Regions from separate parts of the Homo sapiens genome. Here regions 1 and 2 are each linked to region 3. Evidence: chromatin contacts called from ENCODE Hi-C or POLR2A ChIA-PET data. All regions are on one chromosome and are shown on one strand. Each heading gives the region's core, a stretch centred on a gene start or an enhancer-like site at or near the end of the contact. The rest is flanking DNA. Distances are from core to core; before and after follow the strand shown.

What was found. A loop is a pair of places that touch in the nucleus more often than their neighbours do. ChIA-PET counts read pairs that join two places held with the same protein, here RNA polymerase II (POLR2A). Pooled maps may share reads with other maps.
Region 1: a loop to region 3 is called in a map of CD14-positive monocyte, with 5 times the contacts of the local background. The contact joins the promoter of UQCC5 here to the promoter of MANF in region 3. A Hi-C loop is called at or near these places in 2 of 168 maps with a recorded cell type or tissue (B cell and CD14-positive monocyte), 4 of 37 single-sample maps with no recorded cell type and 12 of 50 pooled maps. POLR2A ChIA-PET finds 5 or more read pairs at or near these places in 1 of 52 experiments (OCI-LY7).
Region 2: a map of naive thymus-derived CD4-positive, alpha-beta T cell shows a loop between it and region 3 (12-fold over the local background). The contact joins the promoter of DCP1A here to the promoter of MANF in region 3. A Hi-C loop is called at or near these places in 1 of 168 maps with a recorded cell type or tissue (naive thymus-derived CD4-positive, alpha-beta T cell) and 13 of 50 pooled maps.

The regions. Positions count from the first base shown.
Region 1 is chr3:52,534,882-52,538,159 of GRCh38, reverse strand. It overlaps UQCC5 (ubiquinol-cytochrome c reductase complex assembly factor 5), which reads right to left and starts at 1,555. Exons shown (of 2, transcript NM_001124767.2): 1 at 1,254-1,555. The coding sequence starts at 1,404. It also overlaps a transcript of NT5DC2 not described here. RefSeq lists an enhancer at 703-1,236 and a silencer at 1,570-1,869.
Region 2 is chr3:53,345,926-53,349,114 of GRCh38, reverse strand. It overlaps DCP1A (decapping mRNA 1A), which reads left to right and starts at 1,572. Exons shown (of 10, transcript NM_018403.7): 1 at 1,572-1,732. The coding sequence starts at 1,598. RefSeq lists enhancers at 1,078-1,847, 1,383-1,973, 1,974-2,564.
Region 3 is chr3:51,383,953-51,386,915 of GRCh38, reverse strand. It overlaps MANF (mesencephalic astrocyte derived neurotrophic factor), which reads right to left and starts at 1,625. Exons shown (of 4, transcript NM_006010.6): 1 at 1,480-1,625; 2 at 581-708. The coding sequence starts at 1,573. DOCK3 (dedicator of cytokinesis 3) reads right to left here. Exons shown (of 53, transcript NM_004947.5): 53 at 2,718-2,963. RefSeq lists a silencer at 1,430-1,799 and an enhancer at 1,860-2,209.

The DNA of each region.
Region 1 (3,278 bases), core at 306-2,805, 1.2 Mb before region 3:
TTTCTGCCCCAACCTAGACCAGGCCACTGTCTCAACTCTGGACAGCCATACAGCGTAACTGTTCCTACCAATCTGTCCACAAGGAGCCATTCTCCACATGTTAAAGCCTCTCCCTAAAATGACTCAATCCTTGGGATCCATTCTTGGTTCTCCAGTCCCTTTGCCACCCTGCCCAGGCACCCTTCTAGCCATCCCCACTTTGTTGATCTGCTTCAATCCCTCAAACACACAGCATACTCTCACACAAGTGCTCCTACCACTGCCATGGAGATGCTTTCAATTCCACACACCTTCCCCTCATCTGACTGACACCTACTCAGTCTTCAGGTCCTACTTTACTTGGTAGCTGCTTCCGGAAGCCTTCCCTGCACCATCTAGTCCAGTTGAGGCGCCCACCCGAGAGTCCTATGTTCCTCCCACTTCCTTCTCACAGCACTGATCACTTTGTATGCTAATTGTCTTTATCATCTTCTTTCCCATTAGAGCTCTTCTGGGGTAAGGGACACCTCTGCCTTGTTCATTATAGCCCCTCAAGAATGCTCATTAAGTATCAATGAATGGATGAACAGAAGGACTAAGGATCTTTAGGAATCACTAATGTAACAATTCTTTAAAATGTGGGTTGGCAAGTCACAAGTGATAGCGTTTCAGGAGAGGGGCAAAGCAGAAAGGGCCGAGGGGTTGGGGAAGTCCTCCTGAAAGGAACTGGCCTGTCCAGAGTTAATGCTCAGTAATGCAGTGCCAGGCGTTACCACTATCTTTACAGTGCTGATCATCTGGACCCAGACCAAAGACCTGGTGCCAATGACTGTCCTGTAAAGGTAGTGGTAATTAGCAAAGCCAGGCAGATCAGCTCCCTCCAGAGTTTGGACAGAAGAATCCAAAGAGAAATGGCTAGTTAGCAGGAGTTTCCCTGACCCCTCATATCCACCCCCTTCTACGATTGTTGTGAGCAAGTCTGTTCCTTAAGCCCAAACGATGTCACCGGCAGGGGTGAAGGGCAGGCATGAGAGGGCTGGAAGAAGCACGTGATCTCGCCTGTAAGTGCAGGGAAGGTCACAAGGCTGGACGCCAATGTGCCCGGCCTACAGGAGAGCCAGGCCGCCCTGACTGCCAAGCGAATGGAACTGCACTCGCCCAGCGCTCTGAGTGGAATGCGCGGTCTGCAATCTGAGAATACTCCCCAGAAAAACGGATCCCTACCGCCTCGTGCCTTCCTGAAAGGAAACAGAGACTGCTACCCCCTCACTTACAGAAGGTCTCCTGGCCCACGCGCACTTTAATCATGATCCACTCCATCGTTCCTCCCAGGACAAAAAAGAAGGGCAGGAACCGGTAGATGCCAAATCGCTGCTTCCCGGGCACCCGCTGCAGAATCCGTCTCACCTGGGCCCTGGTGAACATGCTCGACCGAGGTCGTGGAGAGGGATATGACGGAACTAAGCACTGGATCGCCCGGACGCAGCCGAGACCGCCCCGCCCGTTCTCGCCGTGTACCGCGACCTGGGAGACTAGCGAGCGCCGTCCTCCGCCACTGTCTGGTAGGCGCACGAGTGCCGGAACTGGGCGCCGACCTTCTAAAGCGAGGCGGATCCGCCAATCAGACTGCAGCGGGGGCGTGCAGCTCCGCCAATCAGAGCACGGCAGGGCGCGCGTGCTCCCTGAAGCCGAGCAGGGCCTCGAAGGAGCTGGCGCAGGCGCCTCAGCTCTGGAGGTGGGACGGCCCAAAAGGGAAGGACAGCCCACGTGGCGCCGGCCCGGCCCCGCCCCCTGCCTCCCCAGTGCAGGTCTGAGCTCGCAGTTGGCAGCCGCGCCCCCTACTCTGCCACCGCCATTTTTATTCCTAATACCCAGATAGAAGTGATGACCCTCTCTGATGGACTATGTACAGCACCACATTCCAAAATGCAATTATGCAATGCCTTGCGTTTATTTCGGAGACGTGATTGGTGCCTAGACTTCTAAAGTAACAGAATTTGATATGGAGTGTTGAAAGCTGAACTTTATCAATTATCACAGCAAAAATCTAAGTAAGCGCCCCGTGAGAACCCTAAAATTAATAAAAGCTATCTTGTATGGGGCACTTACAGTTCCACAGGCACTTGTAGGCGCTTTATTCACAATAATCGCAGAAGAGCAGTATAAAGAGCATGCACTCTGTTACCAAACCACATCCCTGCTCTACAGGTGCTCCCTTAGCCCATCTGTGCCTCAATTCCCTAAGCCGTAAAACGGAGGCCTTGTTCTGACGCTGTGATAATTTAGTGCGGTAATAGGAATGATGCACTGAACACAACCCTGGAGCATAGTAACTGATTAATATTAGTTAGAATATTCATTATGATGATAATGATTGGCAGAGCCCTCGCTCTTCACATGTATTCCCAAACATGGTTTTTGTTTGTTTCTTGAGACAGGACCTCGCTCTGTCATCCAGGCTGAAGTGCAGTGGCGCAATCTCGGCTCACTGCAACCCCCTCCTCCCCGGCTCAAGCCATCCTCCCACCACTACAGGCGTGCACCACCACGCCCGGCTAATTTTTTAATTTTTTGTAGAGATGGGGGTCCCACTATATTGGCCAGGCTAGTCTCAAACTCCTGGGCTCAAGAGATCCTCCTGCCTTGGCCTCCCAAAGTGCTGTGATTACAGGCGTGAGCCACCGCGCCGAGTCTGAACGTGTATTGTTTATATGTAGTCTCTTAACTGACAGTTTAAGAGACTATGCCAGGTAGAAGCAGGGCTCTGACTTAAGAGACTTCACTTGTAATTGCGTCTTCTCATGCTGCTGTGCTTGCTGAAGATAACTGAAAGGGGCTGTCACCCCATTACCTAGGACTAAAGTAAAAACTGCAGGAACAGCTTTGAGAAAGGAGACAACTATTAGACAATCTAAGGAAGGTAAATGAAAGCTTAGAACCAATGAGACGATTTGGTGATATGGACACAAAATATACAAAAGCAGACTGGAGAGAGCAAGCAGGGCCCCAGAAAGGGTCATAGGGCCCGCAGTGAGCAGCCTGAGCTGCCGCCTGTACAACCGGCTTTGGAGGGCCAGCCCGGAAGCCTCTTTCTCCTCCGGGTAGACTCCGCCCAAGCATGCACACACACAGGCTTGATGCTCGCTCCCGTTTCTACAGGAGGTTTTGACGGCTGGATGCTGCAGGGCATCCCCTCGCCTGGAGGAGGTTCACTTGTGGCCAGGTTCCCAGCACACCCACTTGCTCACTGGGGCCCTGGGGACACCGCCACACTCGAGCCCATCCTACGGCCTCAATCC
Region 2 (3,189 bases), core at 323-2,822, 2.0 Mb before region 3:
TGCCTAACTCTTTCAAACGCTTTAAAATGCTCAACAGACACTTACCAATGAAATGAGTGATCTGCTTAATGCTTTAAATGAAGCAAGACAAATTAAACCCTTCATGGACTCTTCCCAGGGCTGGACAAAAATATTTATGTGGGTCAGACGCAGTGGCTCACGCCTGTAATCCCAGCACTTTGGGAGGCCAAGGAGGGCAGATCACCTGAGGTCAGGAGTTCAAAACCAGCCTGGCCAATGTGGTGAAACCTCGTCACTACTAAAAAAAATACAAAAATTAGCTGGGCGTGGTGGCGGGCGCCCGTAATCCCGGCTACTCTGGAGGCTGACGCAGGAGAATCGCTTGAACCCAGGAGGCAGAAGTTGCAGTGAGCTGAGATCGCGCCACGGCACTCCAGTCTGGGCGACAGAGCGAAACTCCATTTCAAAAAAAAGAAAAAGAAAAAGAAAAAATTAGCCAGGTGTGGTGGCGGGCGCCTGTAATCCCACCTAATTGGGAGGCTGAGGCAGGAGAATCGCTTGAACCCTGGAGGCAGAGGTTGCAGTGAGCTTGAGATTGTGCCACGGCACTCCTGCCTGGGCAAAAGAGCGAGACTCCGTTTCAAAAAGAAAAAAAGAAAAGGGCCGGGCGCGGTGGCTCAAGCCTGTAATCTCAGCACTTTGGGAGGCAGAGGCGGGTGGATCGCCTGAGGTCAGGAGTTCGAGACTAGCCTGGCCAACATGGCGAAACCCCGTCTCTACTATAAACACAAAAATTATCAGGGCATGGTGGCGCGCCCATGTAATCCCAGCTACTGGGGACGCTGAGACAGGAGAATCGCTTGAACCTTGGAGGCGGAGGTTGCAGTGAGTCGAGATCGCGCCACTGCACTTCAGCCTGGGCGACAAGAGTGAAACTCCGTCTCAAAAAAAAAGAAAAAAAATCCACTTGTACCTTCTGCTAATCAGTGTATATATTCAAGGCAACTTGAATCTATGCTCCTGGGGTGCAATCCTCAAGCTTGGCCCAAATAAACTCTCTGCTTGCATTTATTTTGCCCCAGAGTCTTCTTCCTTTTAGGTCGACACATCCATATCTGAGACCTAGGGTAATTTTCTGGGCTTCTCGCCTCTCCCTTTCCCCCATGTTTTTCTGTGCTCTCTAAACGGGCCCGGTAGAGTCCCGCATTTCCACATTCCACAGACATGTTTTCCTTCTGTGGCCCCGGGCCCTGCCAGACAGCGCACCGCGAGGCCGGCACTTCGGCGGTCTCCAACCTTTGCCTGGAAAGAGCTCGGCAGGCGAGCTAGAGGCCAGATCCCAGGACCCAGTCGTTTTAGCTCAGGGAAAGGAAGCGCCGGAGCTCCAGCCTGCAAGCTCCACTACGCAGCCTTGGACACCGCCCACATCGTAGGGCCGCGGACCCTGACAACGCCGGAACCCGGCGCCCGGAGCGTGCGCGCGGCGGACCAGAATGGCTGACGTACCGCCCTGCCGCGAGGCCCGCGTAGAGGCGGAAGTTGAGGGGACTGACGCAGATGGGGGAATTTTGCCTCGATGGCACTTTCCTGTCCGCGACTCCGCCCCCACCAGAGGGGCTAGGCTCTGGGATTCAAGATGGAGGCGCTGAGTCGAGCTGGGCAGGAGATGAGCCTAGCGGCCCTGAAGCAACACGACCCCTATATCACCAGCATCGCAGACCTCACGGGCCAGGTCGCTCTGTACACCTTCTGCCCCAAGGCCAACCAGTGGGTGAGTGCCGCCTGGCCCTGAGGACGGCCACCCGGCCGCTGCCGTCTCTTAAAGGGGCCGCGCGGGTTACTGTGGGGTGGGGGGGCACACTAAGAGGCCAGGGCGGTGGAGACGAGGCCAGGGTCTGGCCAAGAGCCTAGCCAGAGCCTGAGGGGTGTCGGGTCCGCTTGGGATTGGGGGATAGGAGTGAGAGAAGTGGCTCGAGACATCCCAAGGAAAAGCCAGTGGAGGGGAGGATTGGAGCAGGATCAGTCCCTTGGCGTCGGGTCTGGGGACGTGGGCGACCTGCCTTCTTTGCAGATACATTGGGAGTTATAAGACCGGTGGGGTCAAAAGGGTGCCTGAAAGCTTGTGTTTGAGGCTTTGCGGATTATTAGATAAATTATATGTACATTATCTATAAAATAAACACTCCTCCTCTCCCCCTGGCAAACGTAAATGAGAGCCCCTGTCGCAGAGGTCATTTGGGTTTAAAGTTTAAAATCCAATTAGTTTCGATTCTTGGAAGGAGGGGGTGGGTGGGTCCGGCTTTAATCGAACTACACAGAGTTTCGGAAAAGATTCCAAGGCACTTAGGAAAAGGGCTTCCGTGTTCACTGGATCCCCGAAGACCTTTGTACAAACAAGAGAGACCCTGTAAATGTGTTTTGTTCCATCTATGATGCTGGTGATGTCATCTCTGAATGCTCCCCTCGGACTCAGTACTTTCTGGCTTTCGTGCACTGGGGAGGGTCCGAAAAGTCACATTCAGTGTGTTCACTGATTCTTGTTAGCCCCTGCTTGAAGCTTTGTTAGTTGTTTAAAAAGCATAATTTCCCACTTTCTTGTAATTGACCCTTCCTAATTAACTCATTCAGCTACAGGCTTTACACTTAGAAAGTAATACGTAAATGCTTGTTGGATTGAATTCACCAATGACTGGAGTTCACATTTCAATAAGATACGAAATCCTTAAACTGACAGAACTCTGGAAGATGACCGTAGTATGTCGTTTACCCTATAATACAGTTGCATAGATTATATTTATCAGTAATTTATCGAAAATCATTTGGCATTTATGAACAGTTAATTCAGATGAAGAGTTTTTATAATCACGTTGTTTATCTTTGCCTCCTGGAAGAGAAGGAGATATGGGAAGCCACAAGGAATAAAATTGTAGATTGTTTTTTAAATGTAGCTATTTTAGACATTGCCTTAGTTTGAAATTTTATGAATCTTTTTTCTTTTCTTGGCCTATATATAAATTTTGAAATATGGATTGCCGACAAATGGTGAAGACTTGGGGCTAGAGTTTTCCTAGTTTTTCACAAAGGCTTTCAATATTTTAAAATTTTACATTGTGGAGTTCTGTTTTAAATATGAAATACAAGCTATAATAACCTGAATTGAAAAATAAGCTGCTACTGTTTATTTGGATCCTGGCACATAGAGCATGACAAAAATCTTTTCCCTCTTTA
Region 3 (2,963 bases), core at 376-2,875:
TTCAAACCTTTAACAGAGAGAAAAGCCAGAGACTGTCAGAGAAATTCAAGTTAGAAAACCCATTGCTTCACTAGGGCTTTTGTCTTGGATTCGGCCCTTGCCTATCCTGTAGGCACCCTGTCACCTTCTCCTGTCCACATACATGCCACACTCTTTCAGGCCTCTGGGCACTCACACTGCTGTTCCCTGTATGGGATGGTCTTACCCCACTTCAATGATAACCCTTCCTCAGAGACTTCTTGGCCACTCTAAATCAGCACCTGCTGGTCCATTTTCTTCATGACACCCAGACATTGCATTATTTGTGTGTCCGACTGTCACTTCTTTCCCCTGATATTCCCAGTGCCTAGCACATAGTAGGTGCTTAATAAAGACTAACAGGATAAAAAAAAATCACAGTTGCAGAACACATGCTGCTTTGGGAAGGACATAGAAGCACTTCAGTCTTCTCACATTAGTTTATGGAGAGAGTAGCTGGCTTCCTGAACAGAGAGGTGGGCAAGGCCTTTTATCAAACGGCTGGTGAAGCCGAGGGTTAACATGAGCCAGGGCCAGTTGGGGAGGATCACCAGCTACTTACCAACCGATTCTCTTTGCCTCTTGCTTCCCGGCAGAACTTTATAAGTTCGTTTTCAATAGTGGCTGGTGAGAATGTGACATCTCTGTCTTTGAGGTCCTGGTAAAATCTTCCCAGATAAGAAATACAAACTGGAAAAGAGAGGGACGGGAGATGCTCAGCAATCACCAAGCTGTTCCAATCCACCAGAAAAGAACTCCGCCAGCAATTTTAATAGGAGACACGGAGATGAATCATTAGAGGTGAGCTTTTCCATCACCGATTTTTCTCAGGTGTCTACAGGTAGACAGAACCCGGTTCCAAGTGGCGGGGGTCCCCTGGTACACCCAGGGCATCAAAGGACCAAGCATCACCCAATGACCTATAAACGACTTCTCCCTGCTCCTTTCATCAAGTTTAAGCCCATGGTGAACACGTGTCCTTGAGACGGGACTCACTGTGACCTCATAAATGGAGAGACTGGAAGGTGAAGAGAAAAATGATCAAAATGCTGCTGCTAATTTCCAAATACAACAGCGGACCCAGAGGTGCAGCTTCGTGATCCCAACAGACAGGGCGCAGCACCCACGGCCAGCCCTGGAGCTCCCGACGCCGAACGGGGAGCGGTAACCTCTAGATGGTGGTGGGGACAATAACTCAGGAGTGATGGAGATTTCAGGACAAGTTTTCAACGGGATCTAGTCTCAACTTTTCTTCGTCGGACCAATGTTTTCTAGGCCCAAGAAAGATTTACTAGGGCGGGCGCCGGAGCCTCCTCATGCAGGCCCCGCGGGGACCTGCTGTCGCCCCCGCCCCCGCCCCCGCCCTCGCCCTCTTGGCCCCGGCCGTCTGGTGATGTTGTGGGGTTCAGCGCCGCCGCCAGAACGGTCACGGAGCGCGGCCCCCGGCCCCCTATCCCGCACCTTCGCAGTCGCCCGGCCGCAGCGCCCGGCTGCCCGGCAGCACGCTCAGAGCCAGCGCCACCGCCAGCCCCTGCGTGGCCCACATCCTCCTCATCCTCCTCATCCTCCTCCTCCTCCTCCTCCTCCGCTGCCGCCGCCGACCGACTGAACCGCACCCGCCGCGCCGCACCGCCTCCAAGTCCCGGCCGCGCGCCGTAGCTCCCCATTGGCGGGGGGCCCCCCGGCGCCCTCCCACATGCCACTTCCCCATTGGTCCAGGAGCCGCGAGCCCAGACGGGCGGCTCCACGCTGCCCTCCCTCATTGGCTGGTGGTGTCTGAGCCCTAGACAGTTGTCGGCCGCTGATTGAACCCGGGCTGGCCGCAGGAAGCGACTACAGCAGCGACGGAAGCGGTGTGGGCCGCCATCTTGGGTAAGGGCAGCGACTGTGGCTGAGGCTGGGTACTGCTAGCTGAATGGGGTTCGGCCACGCCTTACATCTGTTGAGTTGACCCGCGTACCCCTGCCCTGGGCCCCAGGCTCCCTCGAAAACCCCTGCTGATCTCCTCGCCCGGACTCCGACTCGTGGTGCAGGAGTTCTGGGGTCAGCCAAGACAACAGGTTAGGCAGGAAGGGCGGGCGGCCGCAGGCAAGGCTCAAAGAGGTTTCTTTTTTCTTCTTTCATTCGCGTGGGCAACGGATCCAACCTTTGAAAGCCCACCTGCTGATCCTCCACCTGACCGGAGCCCGCCGTGCATAGGCTGATAGGAGACGTGCGGGGTGGACGGACTGCGGGACATCTGAAGGAAGGGCTCAAGGCGCGCCAAGCTCAAAGCTGGGCCGCCACTCTAGACCGTGGAGGGAAGCGCCCGGGCCAGATCATCGGTCGAGGACATGGGGTCGCCTCAGAGTGGGAAGGTGAGGGGCTCGGGAGGTGCCCTTACAAGCTCTGAATCGTGGCTTGGTGGCTGGCCAGCCTCCTCCTGCCTCCCCGGCTAGGCCCTCGGGGTCCCCCGCTGCCGTGGGACCTCCTGAGTGGGGTCCCGGGAATCACCAGAGAAGCACTGGAGGATGTTTCCTTTTCGACTGCCCTCCTTTCAAGTGCCCTCCTGGCTGCCTGCCTTCAAGGCAGGATGCGGGAACCGTTGGCTCTACTCAGTGCAAAAAGGACATGTCTATAGGGCTAAAAAGGGCTTGGAGCCCGGCGACAAGGGTTGGAGAGGGGCACATCCTCTGCTCCCATTCAGTGAATTCAGTGGATCAGTATCACGTATTTATCTTTAATTCACATCACAGCAGTCAAGGAAGTGGGGAAAGGGGGAAAAAAAATCAAGTGGCAGATATTTACATCTAAAATTCACATTACTTGTTGGATTTTGAACATGCTACCACAATATATACAGTAAAATACCTCTTGGGACAATGGTACAAATTTTGTTTCCTTTAACTTTGCTTTTCTGGTACAGGTAAGATCATTTTTAAATCACTTTTTTTCTTTAAACATGA